2 separate regions of the Mus musculus genome follow, and region 2 is linked to region 1. The links are chromatin contacts, found by Hi-C or POLR2A ChIA-PET in ENCODE. All regions are on one chromosome and are shown on one strand. The core of a region is the stretch at or near the end of the contact, and the rest is flanking DNA. Distances in the headings are between cores, read along the strand shown.

Region 1 (5,122 bases), core at 1,757-4,256:
TTCCCCATCTGGAAAATATAGTAGTGGAATGGGCCCACAGTCCCAAAATTGTACTCATTTAAGTACCACCAGGCTCTCTTTATACTCACAAGTCAGTACTATCATGTTTATTATCTCTAAGGAAACATTGTTCACTGAGACTGGGAAACCAACGCCATCTGCAATAAAGATTTGGGGAAGGGATAGCAACCATGAAGATAAACATGTAACTGATAAGAGATGTGCAGCCTCAAATCCTCATAGGTAAAATTCTAGACAGATCAAGTCATCAAAGTCATTGTCAAAGACAGATGTGGAAGCAGGAGGATCAGAGTGTTCATTGTTATTCTTGGAACTGAAAGACAAACAAAAACAAGAGAAACAAAGCTAACACTTATAGAACTGGTGAGGACAGATTTTGGTCAGTAAAAAATTTTGCCAAGAGTTCCATATGAAGAGATTTCAACTTCTACTTGCATAAAAGAACCTGGATGTTTACAGAAAGCATGAGGGCAGAGGGAGAAGGATAGGAAGGGCTTATACATGGTCTGGGAGGAAGAAATTTTAAAGGTGTGGTTGGTGTAAACAAGACTGGCTACTATGTGCACTGTGAGCCTGCAGCGATCAGTCAAGTCCACCCTCTGAAGAAGACTTGGAGCCAGAGGCCCTAATCCCAGATGTGGGCCAGAACAGTCAGTTCTTTGGCAGGCCTGAGCATTTCAGGTAGGGATTTTAAGGGAGGTGAGGGTCATCTTAGATATACAGCTTTTACAGACCTAGACTGGAAAATGCTCAGAGGAACAGTGTAAAGGTTGGTAAAGGGAATTTTTTATCCATGTTTAGCTAAGGTGTAAAGATTTTTCTTTAAAAATTCAAGCCTTTAAATATAGCACTTGAGAGTCTAAGACATGTGGATCTCTGTGAGTTCAAGGTCTATAGAGTGAGTTCTAGGACAGTCAAGAATGCAGAATGAAACCTTGTCCATAAAAAAAAAAAAAGAAAGAAAGAAAGAAAGACAGAAAGACAGAAAACCCATCAGTCAGTAATACTATGCTGGGTGACGCACAACAGTACACACCTGTAACAACATTTGGAAGGCTAAGAACCCAAGTTTAACTAGCCAATAAACTGAGAACTCTGTTTCTAGGCTCTAACCACACCTGAGCCATCTTTCTCCCATGCCCCTCCTACCAATGCCACTGGTCCACAGAACTGAATCTGGGTAGAGCCGTGAAGCTGTGCTGTGTTCTTACCTCTAGTTCCAACACTAGACCCACTTGACAGGGGCCTGCACTCTACCTGGAAGCTCTGTAGTAACTGGGGTGTAGCCTGGAGTTTTAGAAGTTTTCAGATGAGCTAACTGCAATGCCTCCCATCTATAATCCCAGCATTTGGGAGCCTGGGGCAGGAGGATCCTAAGTTTAAGGGCAGTCAAAGCTATGTTGCAAGACCTTGTTTCAAAGGCAACAAAACGGGGGAAAAAAGAAAAGAAAAAAAAATGTTTCTAAGTGAGCAAGCCAGGTTCTTGTCAGGAGCTTTATAGCTATCATTCTCTTTGATCTTTGCAGATGTCCTGAGAGAAAGATGGGCACTTGACAGTGATCATGTCCCAGAAGTGGAGAAATAAGCCCGACGGCAGAGATTTGTGTAGAGAAGACACAGGAAAATGGAGTCACAAATTCCTGACCTCCTGTCCTGAATCTGCCCAAAAGTGACTGTTCTATAGGAGCAAGATCCAGAAAGTGGATTCTCATGTTCCCCGGAAAAGAAGCTAGCGGCTTGGCTTAATTTCTCATGGGTATTAAGTCGTTTGTATCCCTATTGCGCGCATGAAAGAGGAGCTTCAGCCACCAGATCAAAACCCAGGCCAGTGGACTCCAGGGAGCTGGCCAGGGTGGCTTCCTCTCCTGGATAAAGTGTTGCACCACGAGAAGCCTAAGTAGGCCAGAAGGGTCTGCAGTATTCTGATAGCGCTGCAGCAGCAAGTCCACACCCACATGTTTTGAGTAGTCTTAATCGTGGCATCCGTTGAAAGCAGCCTAGAGAAGTAGAAGATTGGACCGCCTGGTCTTGTAGGCTTCAGTGCCCGGTAGAGCTGCAATACTGGTTCGATGGCTCTGCCTTGGCCCATTTGTGCATTGATATGTGTGTGTATGGGGGTGGGGGTGGGGTGGGGATTCCCACTCCTGAAAAAAAAGAGAGATCACTGCTCATCCTTGAAAGACTTGGAAATAATGTCACTGTTCACAGGTGATAGACGTCATCACTGCTCACAGCTGGGAAACGTCACTCCTCACCCTTGGGGTACTTATGAGGTTTCCAGCTGTGGGCAATAGAGAGGCCAGTGTCCAAACTCAGGCCACCTAAAGGCCACTGTTCACATCTTCAAAGGCTAATGGTCACCCAGCCTTCAAGATGCCTAGGGGGAACCAGCCACCGCAGGATCTCGACGCCACCACAGAAGGCAGCCATTCACTCCAACACCCCCCAAAATGCAACAATCCAAGGCAGACCCCAGAGCACACCCCCGCAGTGACCGAACAGAAGGGGGCCACACCCCGAGGCAGAGGCCGGGTGGGGTCCGCGCGTCCGCTGACCTCCCAGTCCAAGCTCTCCTCTGCCCAGGGTTCGCGCACACGAGGCCCTCCTGCAGGCCATCGGATCCCAGAGCGACCCAACCCCGCGGACCCACGCAAGGGCAAGGGGACGGCCTCGGGGCGGCGTGACAATCGGCAGCGAACGACTTCCACCACGAAGCCCGAAACCTCCACGCCGAAGCCCCCCACCCCCGAGCACCCCAACATGGCCCGTGGCGGCAGTCAGAACTGGAGCTCCGGGGAGTCGGACGGCCAGCCAGAGGAGCAGACTTCAGAAGAGAACGGGTGAGCGCGCGCGCCCGGCCGGAGGACCGAGCCCCGGAGCCGCCGGAACCTCCGCGAACGTTCTGGGCCTATGTGGCGTCACGCCTCCTGGCGGAACCTTCCGCCGGCGCCGAATAAAAGCCGGCGGCGGAGGTACCGGCGGCTCGAGTGCGGCGGTGCCGGGAGCGCAACTGGGTCCCGGGCTCACGCTCGGGACGGAGCCCCGGGAAGCGGCCGCGACCGAGACGGTGACGCGCAGGCCGGCGTCGGGGGCACGGGCCGGGGGCGTCGGGGGCGCGCTGACCCGCTTCGTCCGCCCCACCCCGCAGAGACAAGATGGTGAAGGAGACCCAGTACTATGACATCCTGGGGGTGAAGCCCAGCGCGTCCCCGGAGGAGATCAAGAAGGCCTATCGGAAGCTGGCGCTCAAGTACCACCCGGACAAGAACCCGGATGAGGGCGAGAAGGTGCGGGGCCCCGCGGGGTGTCGGGGTTACGGGAGGACCCGGGCTGTGAATTATTGAAGGCGACGCAGAGGCTCTCTCCAGGAGCCGCGCCAGCCCGAGGGAGGCCGCGGGGCGCAGTCAGTCGGGGGCACCTAGCAAGGCTAGGTGCGGGGCGCCAGTGCCAGCAGCCATCCGCACCTTCGTTCGCTCTACAAGTGTTTCTGGAGCCCCTGCTTCCGGGCTGTGAGGACCCTGACGGGGATCCGTGCTGACCTCTGGGAGCACAGCTCTCTGAGGCAGCCCTGGCATTCCTGTGGGAGAAGACACCGGCAAACCAGAAACCCTGGCACCGGTGAACAGAAGCTATGTGCTTGTTGGGGACCCCCCCCGGCAGCGAAATATTGTGTTTCTGTTCCGCGTGTTGCATAAGCCCTAGGGATGAGTTCCTGTGATCTGACTTGTACCTTAGACAAACCCAGCGTCCCTCTTGAGAGGGACTGAGTGGATATGATCTGTGAGGGCCACCTCCTGCCTGATACAGTTTTCAGACACGGAATCATCACTTTTTTTGTCGTTATTAATCAGGGGTGCAGAAGTCTGTAACCCGACACATCTGCTTATAGTGAGAACTCCAGGTTTCCTGTGACAAATGACCCACGGTTGACCATAAGTACTGACAGATAATAGGCTGAAGTGCTCTGCAACTGGTGTCCTAATTTGAACCTTTTCCATCCTGTTTACAGAAATAAGGCATTCTTCATTTTGTTCCCAAAGCGGAAATGGCCCACCTGAATAGGAGACTCAAAGTACCAGCCATTGCAAGGAGAGTTGGCTAGCTAGTCTGTTTCACTTCTTGTCGTTTAAGAAAACAAAACAAACCCCCAAGGAAACCAAACAAAAAACCCACTTTGGCTGCCCCAGATGAATCTGGGGAGCCAGCGCCATGGTGGGAGCGCATAGCAGTCACACCTGGATCACTTTTGGAGCCGCTGATCACCCTGTCTAGCATTTAGACCTGGGGAAATGACACTCGGATCAAAATACCTGTCTGCATTAGTAATTCCAAGCTGGAGCAGGCAGACTGCTGAAGGTTGGCTGTGGCAGCAATGATAGAATATTTATATTTAGCCACATGTGCCGAATGAATGTGGCTGTCACAAGTTTAGAATGCCTCCCTGTAAAGACCATTATACCCATTTGTGTCCCTTCTCGTCTATATTTAGGTGGCTTACTGTAGCTTTTTAAGTCACCAGCTTTCTGTGTTGTGTTGGTGATTCACAGACTTGTTCAGTTCAGTTACAGATCGCTGACCTTTTTTGATATTTTTGTGTGTATGGGTATTTTGCCTGGATATATCTTTGTGTACCACATGCCTGCCTGGTGCCCTTGGAGGCCAGAAGAAGGTGTTGAATCCTCTGGAACTTAAGTTACAGATGGTTGTTACATTGGTGCTAGGAATCAAACCTTGGTCCTCTGAAAGAACAGCCATTTCTCCATCCCTCCATCTCTCCATCCTGCAGACACTTCTTTAAGGATAGCCTCAAGGCTTCTCACTTGTCTTCTGTTTCAGAAGGCAACTTGGGGGAAAGCCTTCCCCTCTGGTCTCATGTCACACCACAGTCACCAAGAGGTGGTCCCTGCTGTTTGCTTCCCATCTGAAATGAGAGTGCTTTTGCTGTGGCCAAGCTTTAAGAGCAGATTTTATTTGCCCTCTTCGCACAGCATGTAGTTCTCACCACCTACACACCTGCCTGGGCAGGTTATTTGCCCTTCTTTTAAACTAATATTTATTTCCAGCCAGGTACCCAAGGTAGTATCACATAACTAATTCTTTT
Region 2 (5,122 bases), core at 894-3,393, 35 kb after region 1:
TGCTATGGTTTTGCTTTGTTTTGTTTGCATATGACTCTGTTTGACCATACATTAGTAATTCACTAATACTGAACTCAACCTAAACAGGGCTTATCTAAAATACTTATTTTTCTCTCTAAGACTCATTACAGCTTTCTTGCACTGGGCAAGAACATGGGCTATCACTCCGGCACCATGCCAGAGGGTTACCTTCACCACGGGCTCACTACCAAAACCAAACAAGCAACCAAAACACAAAAATGAGAAGGCATGGCACTAAACCCCAGAGAAAAGACACTTTCTCATAGAGTGAGAGCAGAAACAAGGCAGAAGCGAACTCAGAACTGGGCATCACGTGACTCAAAAGATTCAACACCCTGCACATCTTCTAAAATTATAAATAAATATAATCGAGTATGAAAATTCACAAACAGAATCTAGGCATAGGCTCTATGTGGAAAACAATCTTGTCAAAACATGAAAACCAAACTTATGAGAGCAAAACACACATGGCTCCTTATCATCACATTCTATAAGAATCAGCAAGTCTAAAAGATGCCGCAACCTCAGGACATAAACAACATCCTGCCAGCAGTTCCGTAATCCTAATTGTTTGGAGGTACTAAGCCTGGCTTTCTGGCAAGACCCTGTCTCAAAACAAACAACAATCCCATCACAACATTCTGATATGAAAACACCTGTGATCGCTAAAGCCGTTAACAAAGTCATATTTAATACTTGTTATGTGAGAATATAACATAATGGGAGAATATGCTAAATTTCAACTAGAAATTAACAAATATAAGAGTGTGAATTGTCTTCTAATCCATGTTCACAGCCCCTCAGTTCCATCCTCACTTAACAGGCCGTACATACAGCTCAGACATCTGGGCTCATGCTACCTGCTTCAAATATGCAAACCAAAGACTAACAAATGTTTACCAAGAACAGAAACTCAGACAGACACATGATTTCTAAATAGTCCTGGCCTAAGAGATCTTAATCAGGTGTGCTGACTTGTGACTGTTACTGATTTGTGACTCAAGAACAGGACCTTGCCCAGACTAGAAAGCTCTCCTGACAATTTGGCTCAAACAAGTTGAGACACAAACTGCATGAAGACCAGCCCTCTTAGTGATACTGCCTCCTCTCTGCCCATACGAACCTCACACTTGGCAATAGAGAAAAACGACAATTTTACAAGTAAGAAGGTTTATAGGGAGTCAACTTTTAAAAAGCTACCCTCAAAATAGGGTGTGCAGTTCCATCAGGCTGAACCTTTGAGGACGTACTGCATCAGATCCTATTTTAACTATTATACAGATTAGCTCACTGAACCTTCCTTAACGCCGTTTAGTAGGCACTCTTACTAGCTCCGTTCTTCTGGCTAGAAGAGAGAGGCTTAGAGCAGCTGACGGAAGCGTAGGTAAATACACAGTTCCTACTACTAAGACATGTCTCATGACAGGTAATTTCAGAACCAAGAGAATCCCAAGAGGCCTCTATGCCATCTCTCTCTTTAGGAAAATTTCCAGTTATCGGGGCTGGATTTAAAGGTCCTTCTTCAGGCTTCCCAGAGACTAACCCATGCGTCTATGAAAGTTTCTCAGGCACGTCTGTAACGCACCATACCACATGGTACTTGAAATAAAAGGAACTCACTCTCTGCTTAGTGTTCAATGACGTGAAGCTTGCTACCTAACAGCGTGGCTAACTACTATAGGACTGGTATTAAGAGAGTCCTCTATCTAAGGGGAAACTACTCCCCTCCCCAGAGTCCTCTATCTAAGGGGAAACTACTCCCCTCCCCACCCCGCAAAGAAGCCAACCCTCATTTCCGGGATGCACAAAACATTATCTGGGAGCAAAATTAGTCCACCTATGGGCCTTCTGTCTGCCCTTGGGACTCGTGCCTCGCGGACTAGCCAAGTTAAATAGAGTCACGAAAGCCACCCTTGGACTCCTGGAGCCTCCGTGAACAAACCTGCTGTGGTGGCCTCCAACTCTCCCGGTTCAGTCGCCCTCTCGCCCTAGTAGGCAACAGCACCAAAGACCACCATTCCCCAACTCTGCCCAGCACACCAACTCACCACCGTACAGCCAGCCGCACAGCACGCCTGACGTCAGTGGAGCACGACCGTGGCGCTCGTGGATGAGCTAACGAAGGGGCGGGGCCTCTCCTGGGATGCGGGCGGGACCGGCAGAGCGCCCCCCTGCTGCCTTGGCGTGCGGGGTTGGGGTGAGGGTGGAGCCAGGGAGAGTGGGCGGGGAGTACCTAGGGCAGCCTGCTGCTAACAGGCTTCAGAAAGCTTCTCTGATGACTTCCCGGGTTCGTTTTTTCTTCTGTTTTTTTTTCTTTCTTTTTTTTTTTTTCCCCGCTTTTTCTTCGTCCTCTTTTTCTTTCCTTCTCCTTTCCAGCCCAGCCTCGCCCCCCATCTCCCACAGCAAAAAGCTCGAAAATCATTACAATAAAGGTTTTCTAAAACAACCTAGCTCTGTAATTTTTAAAGTGCCACATTTTAATATTGTTAAAAGTTGTGTGCACGTATGGGAGTGTGCACACATGTCATGGTGTAGAAATGGAGGTCAGAAGACAACTTGAGTGTCTTAGTTGTCTCTGTCACGTGGAGCCCAGGAATGGAACCCAAGTCATCAGGCTTGAAGGCGGCCACTTTTATCTGCTGAGCCATTCCCTATATATTTTTTTTTAATAGCGCATAAATTCAAACCCAGGATGTTGCCTATGCTAGGCAAGCATGCTCCTGCTGGCCTACATCCCAGCCATCTATTTATTTATTTAGAAACAAGTTCTCAATAAATTGCCTAGGCTGGCCTATAACTTACTCTGTAACTCTGTAGCATAGGCAGTCCTTGGATTCCTGCTTCTATTGCTTCAGTCTCCAGTATCTCTAGAGTGACAGGCCTGCACTACCAGGCCTGGCTATAACTCTGTCGTTCAAACTCAAAGCCGAAAAATACCTCAGAGTGCTGTTTCAAGATGCCAAACAGAGAACTGAGAGAATTCCAGTAGAATTTGGACATTGAATTATTCGTGTGCTCTTCAGTGACTGAATAATTATGATGTGAACTCCAGATATGCTTGTTCAAAGACTATATTAAACCCCTACCTTTCACCTCTCTACTGTCAGAGCACCAAGCACATGAGGTCATTAGCATGGTCTACTGTGAAGCAAGAATAACAGGCCTCTTATGTACAATGAATGTCTTTGACATGCAATCAAGACTATGAGTCCTGCCTCAGAATAATATTTATAAATGGATCAATATCCACATAGGATTAAAGGGAAATAATTCCATCAAAATAGCCATAAATATGCAAAATAATAACACACCTACCTGAGCTCAACAGATCTAATACCGTCTGTGATTTCAAAGTATCAATACACATACACAATGCTTTGAATTATCTTCAGTGGTTGTAATAAAATAGGAACAATACTGTGGTTTGATTTAGTGACCAAGTCAATTACTGTTAATGCCTCCTGGTTTATTGTGCACATATGTGATCAAGAAAAACATCACCTTTCTGCTAGAAGTTAAGAGAAATAAAAATATAATTATTTTTCTATCAAAGTTCCTAGATCTCCTCTATGTGTGTTATAGAGCAAATCTGGGAGACAGAGTAACTGTGCATCACTGAGACATCTGTAGGAAGAGTTGTGATCTTGCAGGTCAAAAGACAATGAAAAGATTTCACAATAAAATCAAGCAAAACTGAAGACAGCGGGTGTGACAGAGCTGTGTGCCCTGTCCTGAAAGGCTCTGAAAGTATACCCAGTCCTTCTTTGGAAGGCCATGGCCCCAGGATTCTGGTTCTTCCTAAAAAATGGCTTACTGCTTTTCCAACGAGCTTGGACAGAGCAAACCCAGAGACAGGACGAAGCAAGCAGAGTGACACAGAACAGCAGTGTCACCACGCAGCCCAGAGTCACGTGTGTGTAGAAGCATTTCAGGCTCATGTCTGCCACACCTGACTCCCTCTTACAGGCTCACCACGGAGTTACAGCCTCAGTCTACACCTACAAGGACAGGGAGGTCGCCATGTGCCCAGCAGAAAGGATTGCCACTACTCCGTCAAAAAGTTGGATATATGTAAGTGACTTCCCAGAGAAGACCTAAATCAGCAGTCCAATAGCAGAGCACTATCTTCTACTCAGCAAGTGAAAGAGGGAAACTAGAGTGGGGGCGAGGGGAGGTGTGTTACATATGTCCTGCAGAGGGCGCTCGAGGTCCTCTGACTGTGGTCCTCTTTAAAACCCTTTGTTGTAAAGCCTCAGAACAGGGACTCCAGCCCACTTTTCTAATGTTTGTTCCTTTGCCCCATAGCTGACCTTCTCTTCTCTTCTCTTCTCTTCTCTTCTCTTCTCTTCTCTTCTCTTCTCTTCTCTTCTCTCTCTCTCTCTCACACACACACCTACATACCCCTACACACACATACACCTACACACACATGTGCACACACATACAAACATTAACACATACAAACACACACCATAGTCTGTAGGCTGAAGCATTTCCCATAATGCCTCTTGCCTTCTGTGGATATATCCCTCTAGGCAGCCCCTCCTTTACTCCTCCACACCCCTAGGGATGGAACTTGGGCCCCTTCTGTTTCCATATGGGGCACATAAGGACTTAAGCTCTAAGCCAAAATGCCTGTGTTTATTCTAAGATAGTTAAGTTTTATTTCCTTATGGTGACATCTCTAAAATAGGGATTGTAATAGAAATTTCTCACTGGGGCTGATATAAGAATTTTTAAAAATATCCACAGCATGGTAGTCCTGCATGCTGGTAGTGCCTGGCACCCTAGGGGTGGAGGCAGGAACATTAGGAGGCCAGAGTCATCCTTGTCTACATAGCAAGTTCAAGGACAGCCTGGGCTATACAAGATCTTGTTCTCAAAACCAAAGACCAACCCTTACCATCAAAACTAAAAGAAGGTTGCTGTGTATGTGAGAGGCTCAGACTAGTGTCTGGCACAAAGAACATATAAAATACAGGCCATTGTTTCTTTTTTCTTTTTTTTCTTTTTTTTAGATTTATTTATTTATTATATGTAAGTACACTGTAGCTGTCTTCAGACACTTCAGAAGAGGGCCTCAGATCATGTTACAGATGGT

What was found. A loop is a pair of places that touch in the nucleus more often than their neighbours do. ChIA-PET counts read pairs that join two places held with the same protein, here RNA polymerase II (POLR2A).
Region 2: a map of heart shows a loop between it and region 1 (4-fold over the local background). The contact joins the promoter of Wdr61 here to the promoter of Dnaja4 in region 1. A Hi-C loop is called at or near these places in 2 of 37 maps with a recorded cell type or tissue (both heart). POLR2A ChIA-PET finds 5 or more read pairs at or near these places in 3 of 5 experiments (Patski and embryonic stem cell).

What each region holds. Positions count from the first base shown.
Region 1 is chr9:54,696,553-54,701,674 of GRCm38, forward strand. Dnaja4 (DnaJ heat shock protein family (Hsp40) member A4) reads left to right here and starts at 3,007. Exons shown (of 7, transcript NM_021422.4): 1 at 3,007-3,308. The coding sequence starts at 3,177. It overlaps Gm46113 (a long non-coding RNA gene), which reads right to left and starts at 2,168. Exons shown (of 2, transcript XR_001779175.2): 1 at 1,233-2,168; 2 at 93-334.
Region 2 is chr9:54,732,406-54,737,527 of GRCm38, forward strand. It overlaps Wdr61 (WD repeat domain 61), which reads right to left and starts at 2,144. Exons shown (of 11, transcript NM_023191.3): 1 at 2,070-2,144.